Regions from separate parts of the Homo sapiens genome. Here regions 1, 3 and 4 are each linked to region 2. The links are chromatin loops, found by intact Hi-C in ENCODE. Cell type or tissue: PC-3. All regions are shown on one strand.

Region 1 (5,000 bases), 75 kb before region 2:
CTACCTCCATGAGATCCACTATTTTAGCTTCCACATATGAGTCAGAATATATGATATTTGTTTTCCTGTACCTGGCTTATTTCACTTAACATAATGACCTCCAGTTCCGTCCATGTTGCTGCAAGTGACAGGATTACATTCTCTTTTATGGTTAAATAATATTTCATTGTGTATGCACACCACATTTTCTTTAACCATTCATCCATTGATTGACACTTAGGTTGATTTCATGTCTTGGTTATTGTGAACTATGATACAAAAAACAGGCATGCAGATATCTCTTCAATAAACCAATTTTCTTTCTTTTGGATATATACCAAGCAGATTGCTGGGTCATATGTAGGTCTATTTTTAGTTGGTTGAGGAAACTCCATACTGGTTTCCATAGTGGCTGCACGAATTTACATTACCACCAGAAGTTTACTAGCATTTCCTGCTCTCCACATTCTTATTTTTTGTCTTTGATATTAGCCACTTTAGCTGGAATGAGATGATATCTCATTAATTTGATTTGCATTCCCCTGGTGATTAGTGATATTGAGCAGTTTTTCAAATGTTGGCCATTTGTGGGTCTTTGAAAAATGTATATTCAGGTCTTTTGACCATTTAAAAATCAGGTCATTTGTTTTCTTGCTATTGAGTTGTTTGAGTTCCTTATGTATCCTAATTATTAATCCCTTGTCATATGGATAGTTTGCAAATATTTTCTTGTATTCTGTAGGCTGTCTCTTCGCTGGGTTGACTGTATCCTTTGTTGTGCAGCAGTTTTTTTAGCTCGATATAATCCTATTTGTATATTTTTGCTTTTGTCATCTGTGCTTTTGAGGTCTTACCCCCCAAAATGTATGTCATGTCATTTTGGTTAAAGCACAGAACTATCTTTGGTATGCTTTTCAAATATAGATGGTATTAAATGACTAGTGTTTTCTTCTCATGAATAAAAACATTTTTAAGGATATCCAACAGTTGTACCTGGGATGCAAAAATACTGAGATGTATGAAGATAGCATCTATTGTATCATAACCTCCCCCATCATGGAGAACCAGACATTGGCTGCAAATGGAGGCTCATAATTTCAATGTTTACTTCCACCTGTTCATTTTTTTCCCCTCTCTTTTTAAAGTTTCTTTCTTTTCTTTTTCTTTCTTTTTTTTTTTTTGTTGAGATGGAGTCTCGCTCTGTTGCCCACGCTGGAGTGCAGTGGCGTGATCTCGGCTCACTGCAAGCTCTGCCTCCCGGGTTCATGCCATTCTGTTGCCTCAGCCTCCCCAGTAGCTGGGACTACAGGTGCCCGCCACCACACCTGGCTCATTTTTTAATTTTGTATTTTTAGTAGAGACAGGGTTTCACCATGTTAGCCAGGATGGTCTCGATCTCCTGACATTGCGATCTGCCCACCTCAGCCTCCCAAAGTGCTGGGATTACAGGCGCGAGCCACCACGCCCGGCCCTAAAGTTTCTTTGGTTAACTAATTGAACATAGATTAAGTAAGAAATTTAGTGATATGAGTGAATGGGCCTGTATCCGTGTATTTCCAGTAACGGGCTTCATTTATTTTCAACCTCTTCTCTGACTACTCCCTTTACGTTCTTGCTTTAATATATGAATTCTCAATGTGGGCAAAAATTAGTTCTTGTTGGGCAGGGGCAGTGAAAAAATCATACTCTTTACATACAAAACATAGATCTTTCACAATTTCACAGGGGACAATCGGGTAATACCTAAAAAGGCTCCTTAGGGGGGGTAATAATAAAGAACAAGTTAGGAAATACTCCTGTGACTGAAACCTGGCTGTCCTTGAGGTCTTTGTGTTTCTTGCACCTGTTTTCTCATTTAGGAACTGGAGGTGGGCAAGTCATCCTCTTAGTTCCTCTTTGTCATTTGCAAACCAATAAAATTTTAATAAAATTTCTTTCTAAAATTCCTAAAATAATTCTTTGCAAAGTGTCTCACCTCCCTTAAAGTGTCTTTAAAGCACACACTAATCTTCCTGGTTCAGATAACTATTGATTTTAGGTCACTGTCCTTCATTCTCTGAAGAATTTAGCACCCCTCCTCCCCCTTCCCCCTCCCCTCCTCCCCCTTCACCCTCCCCTCCCCCTCCCCCCTCCCCTCCCCCTTCTCCTTCCCCTCCTCTTCTCCTTCTCCTCCCCCTCCCCCTTCCTCTTCCCCCTTCCCCTTCTCCTCTCCCTCCCCCTTCCCCTTCTCCTCCCCCTTCTCCTCCCCCTTCTCCTCCCCCTTCTCCTCCCCCTCCCCCTTCCCCTCCTCCCTTCCCCTCCTCCCTTCCCCTTCCCCTCCTCCCTTCCCCTTCCCCTCCTCCCTTCCCCTTCCCCTCCTTTCCATTAAAGCAAACTAAATATGGCCTGATAAGGACTCTGTACTTCTCTATTTGAGTCCTTTGTGGACGAATTACAACATAAGTTAATAGGTAGACAAGATTGAGAACCTAACTTGGAAGTGTGTGCCTATAATAGTGGCTGGGTCCTGACCAATCCCAGCAGCCATATGTCAACCACTCATATACTGTCAAGTGTTCAAACTGTGTTCAAGTAAGGCAAATGCTGAACTATAACCAATCCAGTTGTTTCTGTACCTCACTTCTGATTTCTGTATGTCACTTTCCTTTTTTTGTTTGTAAATCTTCTTCCACCCCATGACTGCACTGGAGTTTCTCTGAATCTGTGATTCTGGGTGCTGCCTGATTTGCAAATCGTTCATTGTTCAATTAAACTCCTTTAAATTTAATTCAGCTGAAGTTTTTCTTTTAACACTGTCTTCTTTCCTTCTTTTCCTCCTTCCTCCCTGGGTCCTTCCTATTTTCCTCCCTCTCCTTCCCTCCAGTATCTTCCCTTTGACAAATCTCTCACCATTCCAGGACCTCTAATCCACTGGCTTAACTTTTTACTGTTTGTTACCCAGCCCACCAAGTATTCACCGATTACACCTTTGTAAAATTCAACCTTCCTTCCTACTCTTGGCACACCCCTAAGCCTCTGAAAGATAAATATATTCAGCTGTGCTGAGTGGTCTCACTTTAAACATGTAAGCACAAACTGTTAGGCTCTGAATGCTACCTGACAGTAATAGTATATTTCTGCACTTTATTCACTTTACGACTCTCTTATTCTTCTAAATGACTATTCTATACTTTCGTCTCTTCAAAACATCAACTCCCCCCTTTCCCTTTTCACAAAGAATTTCTCATGCCTACAGCACAAATCTGCCAACATTTCTGCATCTGTAACTGTACTTTCTGCCAGCCCTACTGCAATGGATGAGTTGAACTGCAAGTTATGGGGTTTGACTTAAGGCTACCTCCTCTACTTTGCAATAGCTCTCATCACTTCCTGCCTAATTGCAAGTGTGCTTTCTCTCTCTTTCATCATCATCCTTTAGAACATTAACTAAAATACGAACATATGTAATATCTTTCATTTAGAAACTAGTCATTCCTTGACCCCACATTTCTCTCAGGCTGCTGTCCCATTTCTCTGTCCCAATTAGAGCAAACTCGTTGAAAGAACTATTCTTCTCAATGTCCTAATTCTCTCGTTCTCTCTTTTTAGTTATAGCTTTATTGAAATATAATTCACATGACATTATAATTAATCCACTTAAATCGTGTAATTCAATATTTTTTGGTATATTCATGGACTTGCACAACCATTACCACAATCTTAGACCATTTTTATTATCTCAAAAAAAAAAATCTTACACCCATTAGCAGTTACTCTTATTTGTCCCCAACCATCACCCTTAGCTCTAGGCAACCACTAATCTACTTTCTGTCTCTATAGATTTGCCTATTGTGGACATGTCATATAAACAGAATGATACAATATGTGGTCTTTTGTAACTGGCTGTTTTTCACTTAGCATGATACTTTCAGGATTCATCCATTTTGAATCAGGTATCAGTATGTCATTTCTTTTTATTGCTGAATAATATTCCATTACATGGATATACCATATTTATCCATCATCAGCTAATGAACATGGTGTTTTTTTCTGCTTTTTGGCTACTGTGATTATTGCTGCAATGAACATTCATGTACAAGATTTTGTGCAGGCATAAATTTTTATTTTTCATTTCTCAAGTTTTTTGTGTGAATAAATGATTTGTGTATCTAGCAGTGGAAATGCTGAATCATACAGTAAATCTGTGTTTAACATTTTGAAGAATTGCCAGGCTGTTTTCAAAGTTTGCAACATTTTACATTCCCATCAGCAATGTTTGAGAGTTTCAATTTCTTCACATCTTAGTCAACATTGTTTTTGTCTTTTTATTGTATTCATCGTAGTGGGTATTAAATGGTATCTCATTATGGGTTAGATTTACATTTCCTTGATGGCTAATGATGTTGAACATCTTTTTATATGTGTATTGGTTGTATATCTTCTTTGCAGAAACATCTATTCATATAGTCTGCCCAGTTTTCAACTTGGTTATTTTCTTTTTATGTTTGAGTTGTAAAAGTTTATAAATATACATTCTAGATACAAATCTGTTATATATATGACTTGCAATTATTTGCTCCCATACTATGGGTTGCCTTTTCACTTATTTTATGGTGTTCTTTGAAGCACAAAAGTTTTTAATTTTGATGAAGTCCAGATTACCTATTTTTTCTTTTGTTGTTTATGCTTTTGGTGTCATCTTAAAGGAACCATTGCTTAATCTAATCCAATATACCTCCTGTTTTTCTTCTAAAGCTTTTATGGTTTTGATCCATTTTTTGTTAATTTTTATGGAGTGAGGTAAGGCTCCAAATTCATTATTTATTTATTTATTTATTTATTTATTTTTTGCATGTAGATTTCCAGTTTTCCCACCACCATTTGTTGAAAAGATTTGTCTGGAACTCTAGTCAAAACTCAGTTGGTCATTGATGTATGAATTATTTTTGGAGTCTCAATTCTATTCCATTTACCTACTTGTCCTCTTGCAAATACCACACTATCTTACAAGTTTTGAAATTGAGATGTGAAATTCCTGCAAC
Region 2 (5,000 bases):
GCTATTTGATAGTATCTGTCAAAATTACAAAATCATATACTCTTAGACCCAGCAATTCTATTATTGGAGACTATCCTAGTCAATTGAAAAATGGGAGACTATATACATTCTACATTATGAGTTAAAATTCTAAAAACTGAATAACAGGTTTTAAAAAATGAGAATTGATAAAGTATATATGATACAAATACAATTGCAGGAAGAAATATCTCTGAGAAGAAGAAAATGTTTCTAAGGAGAAAAGAAAGAACATGGATGCTAAATAAGGATTTGGATAGAAGTTAATTATGATACAAATTGATTAGACATTTAATTAATGTTCTTAAATCTTTCAGACATGCATGAAAGATGAACAAATGTCTGTAAAAAGTTATGAAAATCTTGAAAACACACTCATTAAGATGTATATTCCACTCTGTACAACTTAGTAGCTATAGATGCCAGTATTAAGATAATTACCATCTTTATTCAAGAAATAATTATAGAAAAGCTATTGCAACTATATCATTGTGACTACAGTATACATGAACAAGACTTCTTCTGTTTAGAGGGCTAAGAATTCTTGAAGAGCACAAGACCCAAACTCATGAAGTCTTTGATAAACACAAGCTGAAATATGGCAGAAAGTGCCTATATGATCAGGAAAGGCTTCTGGGAGGAGGTGGTCAGTGAGGTGAGCCACGAAAGTGGGTAGGGGTAAAATGGGAAGGGTCATTTTTTCTAGAAGGGGGGGGCATCATTTGGGTGGTGGGAAGGCTCAAGGACAAGGAGTGAAACAGTGCAGAAAGAGAAGGACTTCAGGTGGGAGATGAGGAAAATAAGAATGTAAGAGGAGGTACCCTCCTGGAGAACCTGAACACTACACTGCCATGTCTGCACTTACAGGCACAGGATGTCACTGGAAGCTTTGAGCAGGGGTCAGCCATGACAGCGGAGTTTAAAATACAGCATATCTGGCTGCAGTGAGCAGGATGGGTTGCAGCACTGAGAGATTGCAGGCAGAGACTGATTAGGGAAGTGTTGGAATACATTAGGCATTAAGTGATAATAACCAAGGTTCTGGTCAAGGGTGTGGCTATGAGATCAGAAAAGAAGGCTTGGATATAGAATAGATTACTTTACAAGAGCCAACAAGCTTGGCGACTAATCCTGTGTGTAGGAGAAAGAAAGGAAAGGGAAGAATCAAAGACAGCTTCTTGGTTTGAGACTGTCTTGTGGAGAGAATGATTGTACCATTGACAGAGATAAAGAAGTCAGGAAGAGATGCTGGTTTAGAGGAGGAAAATGGGGAGTGTGATTTTTAAAATATTATGTTGGAGTGGAATATTGGATATCAGTAAAAATATTCAGAAGGTAATTAGGGAGAGAGGTCAGACTTGGATAATTTAAATATGGAAGTCAACAGAGGACTGAAGGATAAAGAGAATTAACATAGTTTGGTTAAGGGGGAAACTGATGAAGAAGAGTATTACAAACAAGGAGTGTCCCCAGTAAGGACTAACAGAGTTAGGGAGGCCTAAGGGAATCAGGGCTGGAAAGTCCACTAGGGCGGGCGATTAAGAGGTCAACAGTTCCGGTAAAGTGGGCAGTTGAGAATAGGTTTCTGGGGTGTGGGAGAAGAGGCTGTAACCCATTAGAGGTAGATGGTAATGACTATTTGCTTAAAGAGGTATCAAGAAGAACAGGGAGAAAAAATATAGGCAGAGTAGTACCAAATGGCCATATGTTTTGGGACGTAAAAGCAAAGAAACTGGAGGAGAACTACACACACACACACACACACACACACACACACATATACACATATATATGTATGTATGTATATATTAAGTATCAGGATTCTTAATATAGACATCTATATCAATAATAATTTTAAAAGTTTGAATGAATATTGACATTTTTATCAGTGGATATATTTAAAAGAAAGCCAGTCTTCAAATAAAAATGAAGAAGCATGTGTTTCTTGCCACTCAAGAACAGAGGTCCCGATCTAGTACCCTATAGGATGAATCTGGCTCACAGGTAAAATATTAAATACATTATGCAAAGCACAGCATTTTAAACTTTTTGACTGAATGCCATAGTCCCCATCACTCCCTGTTGTCCCATAGTCAGCCTGCATCACTAGTTTGTCACCAGCCAAGCTCAGACGGCTTCTGTGTGTGTAGCCCCTGCTGTAAGTCTTTCTAATGGTAAATCTTAAAAAAAAAAGGAAAACGTGAAAATAACTCAATAATTCCAGGCAAAATATCCTGAGTTTGTCTGAGTATATTATACTTTTTTCTTAGCAAATTGGGTCCAGTGAATGTTATTTGTAGTTGTTGTTGTCTTCTGAATTATCTCAATGGGTATTGCTCCCCCTCCCCAGGCCCTCTTAGAGGACTGATTGTGGTTTGAGTGCTCTCACCCTTGCATTTGCTATGTGCTCCTGTTTGCTTGAGTGTTTCTTTTATCCAGTTCTGTTTAATTACCATGCAAAACCCTCTGTTGAGCTTTTAATTAGCAAGTTATCTCCGTCTGAAGACTGGAAACCCTGGGCTCTTTCAGCATATATTAGACAGCTAAAATATGAAATTAAAGAAAACAGAGTTTTAGCCAACAGAAACAAGTGACTCATTTCCTTGTGAAAACACACAAGGTTTATGTTACTCTGGCAACGATATTCCAGAATAGCATCTCTCCCCTCCCCTGTCAGAGCTTTTATGTGTTTCTGTTACAGTCTGTGTTCCACAGTGACCTAATGTTGAACCAAGTCACTTAGTGATTCATCAGACACAAGAGAACTGTGCTTTCATTTAGATAGCTCGTCCTATGTCCTTTTGACCAAAGGAAGAAAAGTTTACTTTGTATGAAGAGAGGAACTGTAAAAGAGATATAAAGAACTCTTGACTGAGTGCTGTCTTAGGATGTAAGTGTGGTCCTGCTGTTACTTTAAAAACACCACAACTGGTTCCAGTGTGTTAGAATTCTAAGAGCCTATTTTTCTAGACAGCTGATTAAATCATAATGTGCAACCTGTATATGTACCACGTAGGGAAATGAAAATTCAGAGACCCATTGCAGAAGACTCCAGATGTTTCTTGGGACTCACATCGTGGGAGGGAATATCACAGTGCTTAGGGTCAAAATTTTAACCCAAACCACTACAACTCTCCAAAGCAAAAATGTGTAGAGCAAAAACAGTTGAACTAACTCTCTCTTCTAGGTTTTAAATTCTCTGAGGTACTTAAAAGGAAGTGAGGAGAACCTTCAATTTATTAAGCTCTTGCTGCTGATGTTATTTAAAAATTATGGTCTGAATGGAATGATGGTTTCAGGATTTTAAGTTTAGATACTCTCTGTGAACAGCTTTATACTTTCATTGAAAGGGCAGTAAATTTTGTAGCCATTAGAATGCAACGAACTAAAAATTATGGGTGTATGAAGATTTTTAGTTTCTCTCTCATACTTACCACCTGTCTGCAAAAGAGAATTTCAGGTTTGTTCAGTCATTGTTTTTTCTCTTTCAAAAAGTGTCTTTCCATTTCTCCTGACTTTGAAGAGAAAGAATAGAATAACAGGCAGAGAGATTCATTGGAATAGTAGGAGGATGAGGGAGAATGATTTAGTGTCAATATACATTTTATTTCCCATTTATATATAATGTCAATTTGTATAATGAGGGGCTAGAAGAAGAAAAGTAAGTGGAAAAATAATAGAAAAAGTCATGTAGGTTGAAGGTAGAGGAGATTTTTTGGAGATTTGAGAAAGGTCCAGGAACAGACATTATATATGATAGTGTTGGGTGGAGGGGAGAAAAAAGAGGATTTTAAGAATTGCTGAAACTCATGTGTCTTCATCATAGTGTTCAGTACATACAAGAAAAGGGCTTCATTTATTTTGAAATTAAATTTGTTTGCAAGGACTGTATACTTTTAGCCATAATACTGCTCTGAGACTGAACCACGTGGATTATGGTATTATAAACCACAAAAAGTATTATTATTTGAAAATTGCTTGACAAAATTCTGAAATTATTCCTAATAGAAAAATAATCTCAAATTGGGAAATGTTGAGTGGAAATTCCTTTTTTTATTTTTCTTCTTAATTTTTCTGTGTGTGATACCCAAGTATTAAGACAGAAAGCAAAAGTAACTACAAATCACTTACTAAGCACTGTCATCATGAAGGTATCTCTGATATGAGTAGCCTTCCTTTTCAACATAAATAAACAAAAAGCATTAAGGAACAATTTAAATTCTAAAATTAGTTCTCATTATAATTTCTTCTTCTTCTTTTTTTTTTTTTTTTTTTTTTGAGATGGAGTCTCACTCTATTGCCAGGCTGGAGTGCATTGGTGTGATCTTGGCTTACTGCAACCTCCACCTCCCTGGTTTAAATGATTTTCCTGCCTCAGCCTCCTGAGTAACTGGGTCTACAGGCATGCACCACCATGTCTAGCTAATTTTTGTATTTTTAGTAGAGATGGGGTTTCACCATGTTGGCCATGATGGTCTCGATCTATTGACCTCATGATCCGCCTGCCTCCCAAAGTGCTGGGATTACAAGCATGAGCCACCGCGCCTGACCTCGTTATAGTTTCTTACATGATTTTTTTTCATTTTAATAAAAAACTATATACTATTTTTTTAACTATGATTTTTCTCTTTGTTTTCAAACTTCAACCCTGCTTTTGGGTATCTTTAAAAAAAAACAGTCCATCCGTTGGGCGTGTGGCTTCTGAAATTACAATTACAAATCCCTCATAGAAATACTGATAGAATTTTTTTTTGAAATTAATAACCGAAGTAATTGCAAAATATTTTCAACTCGTTCAGCAATGTAAAATGAGAAAGCTGAACTATTTGCCACACAGGGCAAATAAAGCAGGTTTTATAGTTTTGTAAATTGTAATCCTCTACCATAAACATCAATGAAATCACATCTAGAAATATAACTGTATGAGAATCAGATAGTTTGTATGTATTTCAAACTTGAAATATAAAATGTGAATGAATTAT
Region 3 (5,000 bases), 53 kb before region 2:
TACTAAGTCATCATCACAAACTAAAGTTTATGTTTTAACAATAGAAATAATCTAATGGTCAGATTGCAATTCATTTCAACTGTATCTGTGCAGCACAGCAAAGGCCCTTTGGCTTTCTTCTCCTTGAATCTACATATTTCTGCCTGCATATAAATATTCTAAAAGTACCAAAGATAGACCCCCGTAAATAAAGCATTTAGGTTAATTCTAGCACACGATGAGTTTTCCTTTTTGATTTTTTGCACAAGAACTGGTTGTTAATTTTAGACTTTGGCAAGATGGAAGGTGGGGGTGATGTGAGTCTATTTCACCTTAAGTTATATCACTGAGGCACTATGCTGCTGATTAAGGTTCTGTGATGGGTAAGGATGAGTATTCACTTTTGCTGACAAGGGGATGTTCTGTGTGTAACATGTTTGCAAGGGTTTTGCAGTGCAGCACTGGATGTCCTCAATAGTGGGAAACCTTCATATGGCCTTTTCTGGTGAGCTTGTCAAAGGATGCACACATATTAGACATTCAGATTCCAGTGGGAAATAGGGAAGCCAGGATAGAAACTGTCTTGCCTCACTGTGACATTTTAACTTTTGGAAAAAGAAGTTGCTTTCTAGTGTTGTTCGTGATTTTTTGTTTGTTTGTTTAACTTGGGTGCACATCTTGAAATTTTTGGATTTTTACCACATCCTCTCTTGTGTCTACACTTTCTTCAGACAGAAACATGATTCAGTGAGGATGCATTTATCTTTGTGATTGCAGAGCCTCTGTCCAGGTTGACCAGAGCTCTTACCAAAAATAGATTCCAACATGTGAGAGCAGTAAAGTAAGTCACCATCTTTGTAGGTACCACTCATCTCACTACCACTCTTGGGGAACAAATATGTAATTTAGAAGGATTTTCTTCTTGTTATGAAGCCAATAATATAATTACCACTTGATAATTTAAGGAGTGCCAACTCTTTAATGACATTTAGTAAGCACTCAATTGCTTTAGAGGGCATAGACATTGTGTCACCTGCAATTCATTAGAAGGTCACAAGCTATTGTCAAAATCTGGGCCTGTTTGAGCTCCCTGCAGTGATTTGATAACATTGTGTTCTGTCTGTGGAGGTTCCAGGGTTTGAGGGTTTTCTGGAATCCCCACTTCCTGGGAACAGGGTGCTGAAGATCGACTATGAATTGGGAAATTTGAATGGAATAAAAAAGCGGCTTTTATTTTAAAGAGATGCCCTTTGAAGCTCTGGAGGGCCCAAACCGACTGGCTTTCAAAACATGTTGACTTGGCCTCCCTGTTCAAATTTGATAAATGATCTTCTGTTTCTAATTCTTGATTTAAAAAAATTTTTGTTGTTCAATGATCTTTCAACCTTATGAATGTGCCAGAAAGTTAAAAAATGTTAAAGGACTATTTTACCTGCTGAAAAGGTACATATTTTGAAGGGGAGGATGGTTAAAGGATATACAATACACATGAAGGAAGAAAAACATCTTTGTAATACTAAAAACAACTAAGAATCTGCAAAAATCTCACCGTTATCAAATTTAGATTAGATTAGATTTTCACAGGGCTTAGGTGGAGATGTAAAGGTCTTGTCAGAGAAAATGTGACACACCCATAAGAGTGACAGCTATTACCTTTTAGCTTATTTCACCTTCTCTCTCAGTTCCCTCAAAATGCACCACTGAAAGTTGTAAGGCACACACACACAGATAGCATATATAAAGAGTCACACATGTCCTAAAATGTTGACAGGTGTCTGCAATACTCATCATTGGAGATAGCTTACTGCTGAAGTTAAAGTACAATATTGAGATTGATAAAGACAGAGATGGGGGAGACTGAGCTAGTTCATGTAACAGCTGCAATCATTCCCAAATGTTTTTCTGCATAATCATGCAAGAAATTCATCATGCATTTCCTATTAAATATTCATGCAACTTGCTCCATAGGAGGGCTGTGGTATTTATTAATTCCCTGGTGTTGGTAGGTTTTGGTACATCTACTGCCAGAAATAAATGTGTCATGCCTAGCAAATTCAGTTCTTGGCAGAAAATATTAGAATATGGTACTTGCTTACAGGATATTGCAAGCTTTAATTATGTCTAAATGATTTTCAAGACTACCTTGGAATAAGTAATTGGTTCCTTTTGTTTTTAGATGAAAGCAAGGGTCTGGTGGAGAGAGGTGGAGATTGAATGGGTACATAGAAGCATTTCACTTTAAGTACCCTGTCTTTAAGAGAGGTGATCCACTTCTACCACATATTAGTAATTACCGAAAAAAGAAGTTGGGTCTAATCATCATCAGCAAGTGAAGTCATCTACTGTTTCATGCTGTTGAAATTTCTTTACCCTAAGACTTTATTAGTTTAAAGGATGAAAGAGAAAATAAAAACTAATTATCAAAATTGGTCCTCTAAATTTGTCAGCACGTAACATTACAAATCCCAAAGCTGTTGTTTACCAACATAGATTGACAGAAATCCAAATGAGGCTTTTCTTAGTCCATTTGGGCTGCTATAACACAATATCATAAGCTTGGTAGCTTATAAACAACAGAAATTTGTTTTTTGCCCTTCTAGAGGCTGGGAAGTCTGTTGAGTGCCTGCTTTCTGGTTCATAGTTGATGTCTTCTTGTTGTGTCTTCACAAGGTGGAAGTGGTGGGCTCGCTTTCTGGGTCTCATTTTTATAAGGGTGCTAATCCCAATCATAAGGTCTCTGTCCTCAAGTCCTAATCACTTCCCAAAGACCTCACCTCTCACTACCATCACTTTGGGGCTTGAGATTTCCATGCATAAATTTTAAAGGGACAGAAACATTCACACCATAGCAAGGCTGATAGCTTGCCTTCCAGAATACTTTAATATGGACAGACATGGGGTAAGGTGGCTTTTTAAAAGTAAAACACTTAAATGATGACTATTTTGTGAGTCACGCAAAGCTTGAAACCACAGGAAATAAGATGGAAGTAGAGGACACAGGCCCTCTCTTAAAGTGCTTACAATCTAACTAGGGGAGAAAGACATTCATCCAATGAACAGCTAGAGAAACAAACATTTGATATTGTAGGACTGACTGTATACATAACACATGTCATGTTTACCTTTCCAAAACTCTTAAATAAATATTTATTTTTCATGACAGTTCTGTCAAGAAGGGAAGATAATGTCCTCACTTTTTAAGCAGAAAAAATTCAATGGCTGGCCTATGTTTTTCAGCACTTAAATGAAGAGTCATGGTTACAACCAACTATACTGCCTCTTGGACACACTGAGGTAAAACATGACCCAGGAAACCCCCCAAAGGATGTATGTTCCAGCAGTCCTTTTTTTGTTCCTTAACAAGGGCTCCCCAGAACTCATTAAAAAAAATGATGGATTTTTGCTTCTGGTTATGTTGAAGTAGTAGCAACAAACCACTCTTTAGCCCAAAACAACTAGAAAAGCTAGATGAAACAAAAACAATTAATTTCATGGCATTGGAGAGCTACTGAAGCAACCAAGGCTGAGGGGAGGAGGAATATTCAAAAAAGGAGCAACCTCAGAGATTGCAGCCAATAGTCTGCATCTGTTTATTTTACCCTGGAGAATGGGGCAGAGGCTGAAAATCTGAAATTTGCCTCCAAGAGGGAAGGCCACTGCTGGGGGGACAGTAAAACCAGCAGAGAATTTTGCAGTGGTGAGAGGGAAAGTGGGGTGGCTAAGAAAGCATGGGGCAGAACACTGAGATGGACACATAGTCAATACATAGAGCTCAATGCATTTGCTAAAAATTTAAAGCTGTGGTTCAGAAGGGTAAGAAGCTAAGCAGAAAGCCTACAAAAAAACATAAAAGATTTCAGCAGTCCTGCCATGCTGAAACACAAGGATAAAAGTTCAGGACCTATCCAGGAGTGAAGTAAACCAGAGGCAGACTTAGTCATACAAAATTGCAGTCAGCCTTGATCAAATTAGGTTGATCAGTTTCTAACCTTTCCAGCACAGGAAAGACAAACTTTTTCTAGATGAAGTTAACATTATATGGTGCTTCTGTTCTGTGTGTGTGTGAGTGTGTGTACACCTGTATACACACATATATTGTCTAGTGTTCACTAAACTAGACAACTAGGTATGCCAAGAGATAGGATCATATGACCAACAATAAGAGAAAAAAATAGAGAATGTAAATACACCTATGGTTGATTCAGATATTGACATTAACACACAAGGATCTTAACTATCATTAGGATGCTAAAGAAAGTAGAGAAAGGGAAGGAAAATAGGAATCAAGATGGAAAATTTTACCAAAGAATTAGAATTTACTAAAAAAGAATTAAATGGAAATTTTAGAAATAAAAAATAAGACGCAATAGATGAGTTTCACAGCTGAATAGATTGAGCAGAAGACATGATTAGTGCACTGGAAGACAAGTCAATAGAAAAATAAATTGCAGCACAGAGAAAAAAAGAATTGGCCAGGTGTGGTGGCTTATACCTGTAATCTCAGCACTTTGGGAGGCTGAGTGAATTGCTTGAGTCCAGAAGTTTGAGACAAGCCTTGGCAACATAAGGAGACCCTGTCTCCACAAAAAAAATACAAAAATTAGCCTGGCATGGTAGTGTGTGCCTGTAATCCCAGCTACTAAGAAGGCTGAGGTGGGAGGATTATCTGATCCTGTGGAGGTCGAGGCTGCAGTGAGCTGTGGTGATGCCACTGTATCCCAGCTTGGTGACAGAGTGAGACCTTGTCTTAAAAAAAAAAAAGTATAGAAAAGAACATTAGAGATACATGGAAAACAGTTAACATTTTATATCACATATGTCAATTGAGTACATAGAAAAGGTGAGTGCACAAGCAACATTAGAAGATAATTAGTAAAATTTTTTCCTAAACTGATGAACCAAAAGGTTTAGGAAGTGCCTCAAACACAAACAGGATAAATAAAAGAAAAATAACCAAGTCATATCACATTAAAAGCTGTTGAAAACCAAAGACAATGAGATTAATTTTAAAGCAACAAAAA
Region 4 (5,000 bases), 84 kb after region 2:
TGGGAGTTGTTTTAATCCAGAGAAAATAAGTTCTCCTATGTATAATCAGAGAACTGCTGAAGAATTCTTCACCTCTCTTTTTTTTTTGGAATAACCTTCCTACATCCCCAAAACTGTGTTGAGGCAGAATTTATAACTTGCTTAATTTATATACAAAGAAGAGCCTCTCCTCTCTAGGTTTTTTTGTTTGTTTGCTTTTTTAATCAGTACAGCCTAAGTTCCAGGGTCGTGTGAGGTGAAAGGGGATCATACGTTTCCCAGGATAGAGTGAAAATATCAGTTTGAGTAGAAATAGTGTTATTATCCATCTTTTAGAAAGATCCAATGAAAGAAAATCAGATATGTGCCAAGGAACAGCACAATCTGGAAGTTGCTGCATAAGGAGAAGGAAAATATTGCCAGAAGGCTGGGTATAAGCCTAGAATGGTGTTTCTCCAATTCAAAGTCATGGCTCTTGAGTTGAAACAGGACAAGTCACAGAAAGCCACTTCATCCTTCCCTATCTTAAGCATGGCTAGGGAGGAGAGATGGCAGGAAGCTCTCAGATGAAATGACATTCAGGGCTCTGGCTTCAAATGTTGGGCCCTGAGTCAGGGAAGAAGCAGGAGAAAGATGCTTTTACAGTTTGCTAACACAAGGCAAAATTATAAAACTGCACTTTTCTATCTCCATTCCCACGAGACAATTTGGGACTTCTTTTTCCTCTTCTAAGATGGTGGCAAAACATCGGAGGTAGTGAATATAGGGTGAGGAGTCTCAGGACTAAAAGTCTCTTGGAACCACCCTGAGTCCTGCATTCCCCCCAGAGGATCATGGGAGCATTGTGCACCACACCTTCCGACCCATCCTCATTCAAATATGCCTAATCTCAACCACCTCAAAATAGTGTGAAGAAAGGCAAAAGGCCTAGACTGAATAGTCTCTGCAAGAGTAAATGAGTGCAGGCTCTGGCACCAGGCTACCTGTGTTCAAATATCAGCTCCAGCACTCATACCTGCAAGATCTGGGGGGAAGTTACTGCCTCATCTTCCATTGATACAGGGCCAATGATGGTATCTACCTCTCAGAGTTTAGGGAAGGATTAAATAAGCGAATGCATGAAAAGCATCTAGCACAGTGTCTGGCCTATAATAAATGCTCAATAACTGTTCTTGGCTACTATTATCTCTATTAATAATGCCAAAGAAAACAATGTATCCACTCCCAGGTGATAGCAGGAAGTCAAGAAGTGAAGATGTGTCAATTCTACAATCCTGGTGGTCAAGACTGAAGGGGGGATGATAATGATAGAGAACAGCCCTTCCTCTGTCACAAGGGCTCCTTGGCAAATTTATACTGATCCCATCTTAGGGAGGACTCAGGCCACACCCACCTCACTGCTAGGCCAAACAGTATACTGTCCCCGCAAGGTACCCTGCCCTCTGGAGACTGTGAGCCTTCCCTGGCTGTCAGCCTGGCACAGGCTTCCTCTCTCTTCTTTCTCTGAAAGAAGAGAAAGTCTAAGGGCTTTCTTTGACAGCCAGTGCCTGCTCTGCCAGATCCCACTCTGCCTGTGCACATGGCAGGCCAGAAATACCAGGAGATTGACACCCACCACCAAGGAGCAGCCCTCAACCAGTAAGTGCCTCAACCAAGTGCTCAACCATTGGTAAAATAATTCTAACGTGTGTTCTACACCGACTACCAGAAAGCCTAGCAAGATTCCACTCCAGTCACCTAAAGGGGCAACTTGATATTGCATACTTTCTTCACTCCCCACCCTTCCCTGTCTCTTCTATGAGTTCTAGGTTCACCTTCCAAATAAACTATTCGCACTGAATCCTTCAAAATCAGGATCTGCTTCTAGGGGAACCTAGGTTAAAATAGGTATGGAGAGAAGTGTGTAAGAATCCTGCCTTTCAGGCTAGTAGGTTGATTACACCGAGGACTACAAAAAACAGATGGAGCTGCTCTTCCATGGGAATAACTGTCTGTCTGTCTGTCTGTCTGTCTGTCTATCTATCTACCTACCTACCTATCTATCTTAGGCAAAGAGATGAGAGCTGGGATCAGGAGCTGGGTCTACATGCACATAATGGTAAGGTCTGAGGATGTAGGAACAGAGCCCTGGTGGCATCTGTACGATATATACACATTTGCTCCAGAAAAGCCATGGAGAGAGGAGATGAGTGGCACAGAGCTGTGTACCAGAATGATGGAAAGAGAAGCCTAGGGGAGGTACAAGGACTAAGGAGAAGAATTATGTTAAACAAGGTATACGAGATGTTGAGGGCTATGGTAGATGCAATATAAACTTTTTCTCTGCCTCCCTGATGGAATCTTCAATAAAATCAGCATTGCCCAGTAAGGAGCTCAGTGGGAGTGGATTCTATTTGCTGATGGTCAGAGATGCCCTGTCCTTTATAATGCTGGGTGTGGCACAGCCAGAAAAATCACCTGTGGGGACATCTGACTTATATTTGTATCATTCACAACACCTGCTTCAGGGCTAAAGCACACAGTAACTTCCCACTGAATTCTTACTGAATGACTGAATAAATAAATGCACCTTTCCGTCTTTTGATAGGCACATCCATTAATAATCAATGATAATCACTTTCTGTGCTCTCTGGTTGAAATTACTTCAGTTGCAAAGCCTACCTATTCATATTTATTTCCCCACTCATGCCACTTCTATGTCAGTACAAACACACACACACAAACACACAAAATATGCACAGCTCTTCTAATATAGTCACTTGAACACACATAGAATTTAGTATTGGTGCTATTTAGCAAAGCTCAGAATAAAAACTCATTCAATCATCATTAAACAAATATTTATACAACAAATATTTATAAGTTATTGGAGAGTCAAAGATGAAAAAATAGGTTTCTTGTCTTCAAAGAGACCTCAGTATGAATTATGGTCATGAGTCTCTCTCCAACCCTTTTCCTTCGGTGTGAACCACTGGTGAATCATTCCATGGAAAATACCCAGGTCTCATTCACTTCCACTCTTTGGGGACAGACTTGCTGCACCATTAGCGTATTACCAGTCTTCTTTAAAGAAAACTCCCAAACTTGTCTTTGTCCTGGGAAGGTAGGAGTATGTACCAGAATGTGAGCACATTTTTTATTATCTCTTTCATCTCCAGGCTTCCTTTCAACCACCTGCCTTCCCTGACATCCTGCCCAAAAGGCAAAACAGAGTTTCTGGACATTTTGTTAAAAAAAAACCCAAAAAGTTGGAAAGCCCATTATTTGGACAGCACAGCCAATGTGTGTTGAAAGGCTATTCCAATGTAAGGCAGTTACAGATCAAAACTGAGCCAAGAGCTCTATGCAGGGGTGAAGGAAAAGAAATAGAGGGCAAAATGGGACGGAGGTGGCTTGACGTACAAGGTGAGGGCTTTGTAAGAATCTATAAGCTTTCTACAAACAAACATAATTTTACAATTTAATTTATTACTGGCTTTAGGGACTGTCAGTGTTGTTCTTTGGAAATTACCCATTTGAACACCTCAGAAAATCTGATGGATAAAACAAAAAGTCGAGTCTCTCTCCAACCCTTTTCCTTCGGTGTGAAACACTGGTGAATCATTCCATGGAAAATAGGAAAAATAGTAAAGAGGCTTAAGTTGTAAGTTACAAATCTGACTTTAACCTTCAAAGAGAAAGAAAAATAGTTTCTGGCTTGAAAAAGAACAATTATGCACACTTGCCTGTTTTCAGGCTCAATTCCACAAGCCCTTAGAAGATAAATCCAACTATAAATTACTATGTTAATGGACTTAGAATCCGAGTGGCACTGCATTGTTTGCTTTTTGTTTCTTTCTGCACTTGATTTGTGTTTAAAGAAGGCTTATTCCACCCTAACAAATTTATATAACGGATTTCAATGTATGTCTCCCTAATGTAAAATGATTTTTTAAAAGTACGACATTTAACAAGTAGTTTTATCTTCAAATAGCAAATATATATGTGATACATAAAACAGCAAACCAGTAAGTATTAAAGCAGGTACCGGGTTCTTCGTCACATTGTCTGGGATGCCCTTTGCGGCTTTTATTTTTTCTCTTTCTTGTTTGAGTCTTTTCAATGCTATTTTTTTAAAAACATGCAACATTGTTCCTACCTTGAAAGAGTTTGCAGAAGAAATAATGTTTTATTTTCATGTAACAAATGGAAAATAATCTAGGGCTCTTGTTTTTTAAACTGAAAACTGTAGAAATTTAGAGAGGGGCAAGGTCATTTTAGGTTATAGATATTTAATAAAGATTAACTAATTAATTAATACCCGTTTGTGAATGACCACTAGATAATGGTGAGGTTGGAACTAAGCATCGGAAAGCTGTAAAAAAGGCACTAAACAGGCATTCACTACAAGGATATGTAGGAGATGGGTGAGGGATGGGGGCAGGGTAGGCTGTGGTTGAAAAGAGCAAGTCCAAAGAATGTGATAAGATCAGAGAGGGGAGGTAGAATCTGGTGACAGAGAGACTGGAAGGAGTAAAGTGATGGTAATTTTCCTTGCCATATCTGGGGCAAGTAATAATTTGTGTCTTCAAAGGAGCTATTATTATTTTTATTGACAAGTGATTAAATCAGTAAAATCTCCAGTCTTTAGTAAAAAATAAAATCTGGGTTTCTCCAATTGAAAGAAAAAAAGATTTCCTGAGGTTTAAGCAAACACTGAGGTGAAAACTCCAGTTCTCTTTTTGGTCATGACTAAGTGATGAATCATTCTCTTCAAACATCACAATATGTATTAAATAGCATAAAAATATAATTTTCAGGCATCTTAAATATATGAAGAGCCAGTATTTCCAGCTCTTAGGAACTAAAATATGTATGGAAAGAGAATTTAAAAAAATACAAGCCTAGACAAATACTTTTTTCTCCTGCTTTCTAAGCCAATATAAAATTAGTGTAACTTTGGCTGAAAGTGGGGATTATGGGAAAGTGTAATACACACAAGATTAATTGGGTCACATTGCAAAATCCGATGACTGATTTGA

The links. Hi-C counts contacts between places; a loop is a spot of excess contacts. Peaks named below come from ENCODE experiments on the same cell type or tissue, not always from the same donor. Only the 100,000 strongest peaks of a DNase experiment are listed, where the experiment ranks them.
Region 1: a loop joins it to region 2, with 5 times the contacts of the local background. A loop is called at or near these places in 2 of 110 quality-filtered maps.
Region 3: it touches region 2 in a loop (4-fold over the local background); 3 of 110 quality-filtered maps call a loop at or near these places.
Region 4: it touches region 2 in a loop (9-fold over the local background); 3 of 110 quality-filtered maps call a loop at or near these places.

The regions. Positions count from the first base shown.
Region 1 is chr2:160,588,405-160,593,404 of GRCh38, forward strand. The region is part of intron 2 of LOC105373718 (a long non-coding RNA gene); the gene reads right to left. Among named protein-coding and RNA genes, the nearest start is that of RBMS1, 97 kb to the left of the region's middle. In PC-3, no CTCF peak of the experiment used is centred here; no DNase peak of the experiment used is centred here.
Region 2 is chr2:160,663,843-160,668,842 of GRCh38, forward strand. No RefSeq gene overlaps it. Among named protein-coding and RNA genes, the nearest start is that of RBMS1, 170 kb to the left of the region's middle. In PC-3, no CTCF peak of the experiment used is centred here; a DNase peak (open chromatin) is centred at 2,709; H3K4me3 peaks cover 1,257 bases; H3K27ac peaks cover 2,326 bases.
Region 3 is chr2:160,610,706-160,615,705 of GRCh38, forward strand. The region is part of intron 2 of LOC105373718 (a long non-coding RNA gene); the gene reads right to left. Among named protein-coding and RNA genes, the nearest start is that of RBMS1, 120 kb to the left of the region's middle. In PC-3, no CTCF peak of the experiment used is centred here; a DNase peak (open chromatin) is centred at 2,946; H3K27ac peaks cover 1,306 bases.
Region 4 is chr2:160,748,246-160,753,245 of GRCh38, forward strand. No RefSeq gene overlaps it. Among named protein-coding and RNA genes, the nearest start is that of RBMS1, 260 kb to the left of the region's middle. In PC-3, no CTCF peak of the experiment used is centred here; DNase peaks (open chromatin) are centred at 2,456, 2,956, 4,416, 4,976 and 1 weaker place; H3K4me3 peaks cover 2,600 bases; H3K27ac peaks cover 3,986 bases.